2 separate regions of the Homo sapiens genome follow, and region 1 is linked to region 2. Evidence: chromatin loops called from intact Hi-C (ENCODE). Cell type or tissue: natural killer cell. All regions are shown on one strand. Links, peaks and the distances in the headings refer to the core of each region. The heading gives the core; the rest is flanking DNA. Region 1 overlaps LINC00299 (long intergenic non-protein coding RNA 299). Region 2 overlaps LINC00299 (long intergenic non-protein coding RNA 299).

Region 1 (2,919 bases), core at 111-2,610, 53 kb after region 2:
AGACTTTTTTCATGAGTCTTACCCATCATTTATCAATTTTAAAGTCTATGAGTAGCTTTGAATACAAAACTGCATGTGAAAATCATTGTGTCTACTATTGAATAATTGACTAATCTGTCACTCACAGCTCCTGAATGAGGTTCCTGTCTAATTGCACCTGCCAGTTACTGATTGCACCTGCAATTAGGCAATTGTGGGGGCAGTTTTTGTGTTTCTGTTTAATTGCCTGGGCCAAAACGGAGAGTACCTTTTACAAATCTGGCCTATTATCTCATTGTGAGCCTTTGCAAATACAAGGTGACCCCAGGAAGAGATGGAGAAAATATATAGTTTTATTTGCTGCACACCAATTAATGTCAGTAATCTAGTGCCAACATTCCTATACTTTTCTGGTTTAGTAAGAAATTTACATATATTGGAATCCATCAATATCCCAGAATATAATTTATACTTCAATTTGCTACTATTTTATTATGACACACATATCAAAAGTAGTTCTAATTCCTAAAAAGTTTCTATATACATTATACTTGTTAAAGAACTTTTCAAGTGGTTACTGAGGTTCTGTTGTTCATGAGGAAGAACATAAGACCCCTTTTGTTGTTGCCTTTTTGGTCTTATTTACTGTCTGGCAGATGCAGAGATGTGCTGTTCAGATTCCCTTTAAAAAATGGACTTGCTGGCTAGGCACGGTGGCTCACACCTATAATCTCAGTACTTTGGAAGACCTAGATGGGAGGATTGCTTCAGCCCAGGAGTTTAGGACCAGAATGGGCAACACAGTGAGATAGCTAAATTTTAAAATTAGCTGGGCATGGTGGCTTACACTTGTAGTCCCAGCTACTTAGGAGGCTGAGGTGGGAGGATTACTTGAGCCCTGGAAGTTGAGGCTGCAGTGAGCTATGATTGCGCCATTATACTCTAGCCTGGTGACAGAGCAAGATCTCAAATTAAAAAAAAAGAAAGAAAGAAAGAAAAAGAAAGAAAGAGAAAGAAAAGGACCTGCTTCCTGAGGCGTAGAGTGTGGCTAACTCATAGTCTCCAGCTGCAGCTGCTTGGAGGTTTGCCTCAGCTTTGCTGAGTCATGCTGTTCTCAGGGCGGCCCTACCGGTTGCCCCTGCAAAGTTGTGGTAACAAGAAAGAACCGACTCTGCCCCACATGGGACTTCTCAAAGACAACCTTAGCCTTGGATCTCCCTGGCAGAGACTTTGTTTCATCATTTGTCGTTGCTCTCTGCCAGCTACCCTGCCCAATCCTGCGTCCTCCCTTTTCTTGCTTAATAGGTGTCGGTCTCTAACAAAGCGAATCGACTCTCAACCTCCATCTGGGCATCTGCTTCCTGGAGAATCCAATCTGCAACCACCATCAAGTAAAGATAAATTAGGAATAGCTCAGAGGATGTTTATTTTATTGAATTATTTCAGACCCAAGGCTTCTCTCCAAAAACTGTTTTCAAGGAAATCTATTTTTCTGTGAGATTATATAAGAACTGCCTCTTTTCTATTTCTTTGTTTTCATTCTTTTTTCTCACCACCAATATCAAGGGATACCATGTGTAAAATGATTTAAAGAATGCATGTTAGTTTAGAATCTAAATTTCAAAGGATTTAAGTTTCTACTTCAGTAATAATTATTACTATTTATAGGGATTAACTCTTCCACACATTTCTAAGTGAAATAAAAGTTAGCTCTAAAGAAGTACTACAAGTTGGAAGAGACATTTTACCTTTACGTTATCACATCATCAAAGCAATGTGGCTTTCATTTTATAAATCTTATTAAGTTTGCTTGCCTTTTCATATTAGCATTTATTACGATGCTGGATAATGTTACTTGGCGAAACTTGTACTTTCTGTCTGCCAAAATCTACATTACAAGATCTACATAAGCACCATTGTACGTAGTGTTTTCACACTCCCAAGAAATATTAATGTTTGGGACTTGAGAATAAGAAGCTGGAATTCCTGAGAATTCTAGGGAATCCCTGAAATTGTAAGTTAGTCTTTATTTTTTAGTAATATTTTATATAAATATTTTAAATTAATTATAAGTGATCATACTAATAAATAGTAAATCATTTTTAATAGTGCTATGATAAAACTTTCAGAAACTTTCTGCAAACAAAATATATGATAGCAAATGCATGGTTTATTATGATTATGAAGTGATGTATTGCTGACAAGATGAAATATTTTCATAACTGCAAGAGTGATCTCTTTTTGATAGAACCATTCCATAATAGAAAACATTAAGAGAACTTTAACACAAAATATACGCCAAATAAAAATTATTTAAAAGTGGAAAGATATTATCAAAATATTAAATATCTAAAAGTTGCCATTCTTAAAAATAACATTTTAAAACACTCAAAACATCAGTTGCCATGTGCAATAGTTTTGATCCATGTTTTGTAACAAATACCTAAGATGCACACAGTTTTTTTCTATTTCATGTCGAGTTGGTCGAATTATAAATGTGCCTCCAAAAGCACCCTCAATTTGATTATTAGGGGGCATGTTGCTTGTCTCCTATTTTAACAGTGAAAATAGTTTGTCTACTGGTCCTCATTTTGGTTTTGCCTTCGAAAGCCATCTTACTTTTGCTAATCTGAATTTCATATCAATTTCTGATTTCATGTAGAAGTATTCCACATTGATGTCTTATCTTTGCATTTCTCCTATTAAAGTATTCACAAAGAACTGTAGCCTCTAGTAAATATTCAAACATTGGAAAATGCTAAGGAATATCTTGGGGTATTATTCCAATAATGTAACACTTGGATCTCCCAGCATTTTTAACAGAACTACACAGAATCATGTCAGTGTTGCCAAGTTAAGGATTTATTTTGCTTCCAAAATTTGTTATTTCTTAGAACACCAGTCATCGGATTTGTGTAAAGTGTACTCTGTGTATAAAGG
Region 2 (2,919 bases), core at 320-2,819:
CATAGCTGCGATAGCTGATGTGAGAGAAAGGGTGTGCAGTGCTGGGAAGCAGTGTAAGAAGGAGAGTTAACTTAGGGAGGGAGACCAGGAAGGATCCCTGGGAAAGGGACAGTTGGAGGGAAGTCCAGAGGCAGACTAGGGACCCCTGAGACATGCAGGCCGGGGTGAAAGTGCTCTAGGAGGGACGAGTGTATGCAAAGCCATGTGTTAGAAGAGATGAGAGCGGACCAGCCTGGCTGAAGCCAGGGCACCGAAGGGGAGGGACTCTGGGTGAAGTAGGTGGGGACCATTTTAAGGACCTTAGCTGCTGTGGTTGATTCCTACTAGTAATGAGAAGCCTTGAAAGTAATTTAAGCCGAAGGTAGTGGCTGGTGGTGACTGATGGGATGTGTCCCAGAGCTAGGGAGGATTGGTAAGAAATAAGTAACTAAATATATAAAATGATTTTTGCAACTTGGAGAGAAAGATGAATGCAGGGCCAAATCACCCACCTTTAAAAAGGATCAAGGCAAATTGTGGGAATAAATCTGAATTGCGCCCCTACGTATTGATGGCTATGAACACACTTTAGAAAGGGGATAGAAGGGGCTGGGCACGGTGGCTCACACCTGTAATCTCAGCACTTTGGGAGGCCAAGGCGGGTGGATTGCCTGAGGTCAGGAGTTCGAGATCAGTCTGGCCAACATGGTGAAACTTCTTCTCTACTTAAAATACAAAAAAATTAGCCAGGCATGGTGGCATGCACCTGTAATCCCAGCTACTCGGGAGGCTGAGGCAGGGGAATTGCTTGAATCAGGGAGGTGGAGGTTGCAGTGAGCTGAGATTGCGCCACTGCACTCCAGCCTGGATAACAGAGCGAGAGTCAAAAAAAAAAAAAAAAAAAGGGACAGAAGGTTGAAATGCCACATGCTGTAACTATAGGCTGCGGAAAAGACACACAAATGGAGAGTGCAGTGAGAGACAGCTTTCTCAGTGTTAGCAAAATCACAACTATATGGGCTGCATTCTTCTTTTTTAAGTAAAACGGAAAGAAATTTTGTTTCGCCAGGATATCTGCAACTTTATTTCTCGAAGCAAAAGTCAAGGTCTGATAATCGCCTCAAGATGATGGTTTGTGGCTTAGTAGAGCCTCGCGGCACCCTTGGCTCTGGTGTTTCCTTTGCGCTCCCTCTTGCAGTCACCTCAATTTACTGATTTCATTAGGAGATAAGGGGGACAAAGATGGGTTATAATACTTGAGAAAAATGCAAAACCATTAGCAGGTCATTGTTGAAGTCAGAACATGCCCTGTTAAGCTTCTTAGGCAACCCGTGGCAGCCAATGATACGGGGATTAACCTGTCCGGTGTGTGTGCGTGCATGTGAGTGTGCAGGCCTGCATGCGTGCACAGGCCACGCGCCCATCTGCCATGAGGAACTTACATACGATAAGCTCTGTCAGTGAAGTGATGAATACACGGGTTATTGACCAAAACAGTTACTTTTTACTTGCCTTTCTGTTTTCTCTCATTCTAAGTTTGAGGCTCCAGTTAAACATGCATCTGTTTGGCCTTAGGGCTGTATTTGGGTGGGCAGGCAGGAGGCTCTCTGAGCTTGGTTCTGCTAACCAGCTGGGTCAAAAGGTATAATTGGATATGACGGTTAATTTTGAGAATCAACGTGATTGGGCTAAGGGATGCCCGGGCAGCTGGTAAGCATGACTTCTGGGTGTGTCTGGGAGGAGCTGAGACTGAGTAAAGAAGACCTGCCCTCCCCAGTGTGGGCAGGCATCAGTCAGCCTGCTGACAGCCTGAACCCAACTTAAAGGGGGAAGAAGCGGGGGTTCTCTTTTCTCGGATAGAGCGGGGACGTCCGTCTTTTCCTGCTGTCCTACACTGGTGCTCCTGGTTCTTGGGCCTTTGGACTGAGACTGAACCACACCCCCAGCTTTCCTGGTCTCCAGATTGCAGACGGCAGATCGTGGGACTTCTCAGCCTCCACCGTGTGAGGCACTTCCCAGAATAAACCTCCTCTTCTCTATTTATAATCTATCCTATTCATTCTGTTCCTCTGGAGCACCCTGGCTGAAACACTGGATGACCACCGCAGCTCCTGTGTGGCCCGCCCAGTGGCCAGAAGGTGACACAGTTTCACCGTGGGGTGTGATGTGGCATCTGAGAGGCTGCCTCGGTGGCTGCTCCTCAAAGCTGAAGAAGCGAGCAGAGGGTCGGTCTCTCCTCATCTTTGCCCCGCGGAACGAGATAAGGGATGGGCCGGCTAGCTGGCGGAGGGCGTGTCCTCACTTGAAGTCTTGAGACTTCAGAAACAAAACTGAAGATACGTTTTAACACTGAAGGTTGTTGGTGCTTGTGGGAGTTTAAAGAGCAGGAAGGGAATTTTCCTCCGTCTCTGTTGTCCTTGTTTATTTTTGGTGCAGGCAGTGTAACAATTTGCCAATACCTGATATGGACGTTTCAGAAGATTGTGGGTTGAGGGGTTTTCAATACTTGTTTGAAATTGTTGAAATTGTCTGAATTGTTACGATAATTGTATGGAAGCATTATGCTCAGAGGAAGGTGGGGAGCTGCTGTGTTTTCGAGGGCAGGGCAGGGCAGGAAGAAACAGGCTGCAAGTACAGCAAGCAAAGGGTGAGGCGGGTGGACAGTTGCGGAGTCTCGGGTGGGGGCTGAAAGCCAGGCCCCCTCCTCACCTTTCTGAGTGGGGCTGGCTGAACCACAGGGCCACAACCATGGGCTTCCTGAAGGCCTGCCTTTCTTGAGGGTGTGATTTTATGAATTGAAAATTATTTCAATTATTCAGCTAGCCATTCATTTACTGCTTTTAAATTTGTGAACTTTGGAGCTGAGATAATAAAACCTAAGACTGAACCTTCACCTTTAGCAGCACTGTATCTTCTAAAAATCAACATTGATACTAAAAT

What was found. Peaks named below come from ENCODE experiments on the same cell type or tissue, not always from the same donor. Only the 100,000 strongest peaks of a DNase experiment are listed, where the experiment ranks them.
Region 1: it touches region 2 in a loop (2.6-fold over the local background); 4 of 110 quality-filtered maps call a loop at or near these places.

The regions. Positions count from the first base shown.
Region 1 is chr2:8,227,939-8,230,857 of GRCh38, reverse strand. All of the region lies in intron 7 of LINC00299 (long intergenic non-protein coding RNA 299), which reads left to right. Among named protein-coding and RNA genes, the nearest start is that of LINC00299, 99 kb to the left of the region's middle. RefSeq lists an enhancer at 810-989. In natural killer cell, for the core only: no CTCF peak of the experiment used is centred there; a DNase peak (open chromatin) is centred at 1,097; H3K27ac peaks cover 742 bases.
Region 2 is chr2:8,281,417-8,284,335 of GRCh38, reverse strand. All of the region lies in intron 7 of LINC00299 (long intergenic non-protein coding RNA 299), which reads left to right. Among named protein-coding and RNA genes, the nearest start is that of LINC00299, 46 kb to the left of the region's middle. RefSeq lists an enhancer at 2,404-2,904. In natural killer cell, for the core only: no CTCF peak of the experiment used is centred there; DNase peaks (open chromatin) are centred at 1,255, 1,375, 1,715 and 2,245; H3K4me3 peaks cover 1,394 bases; H3K27ac peaks cover 2,500 bases.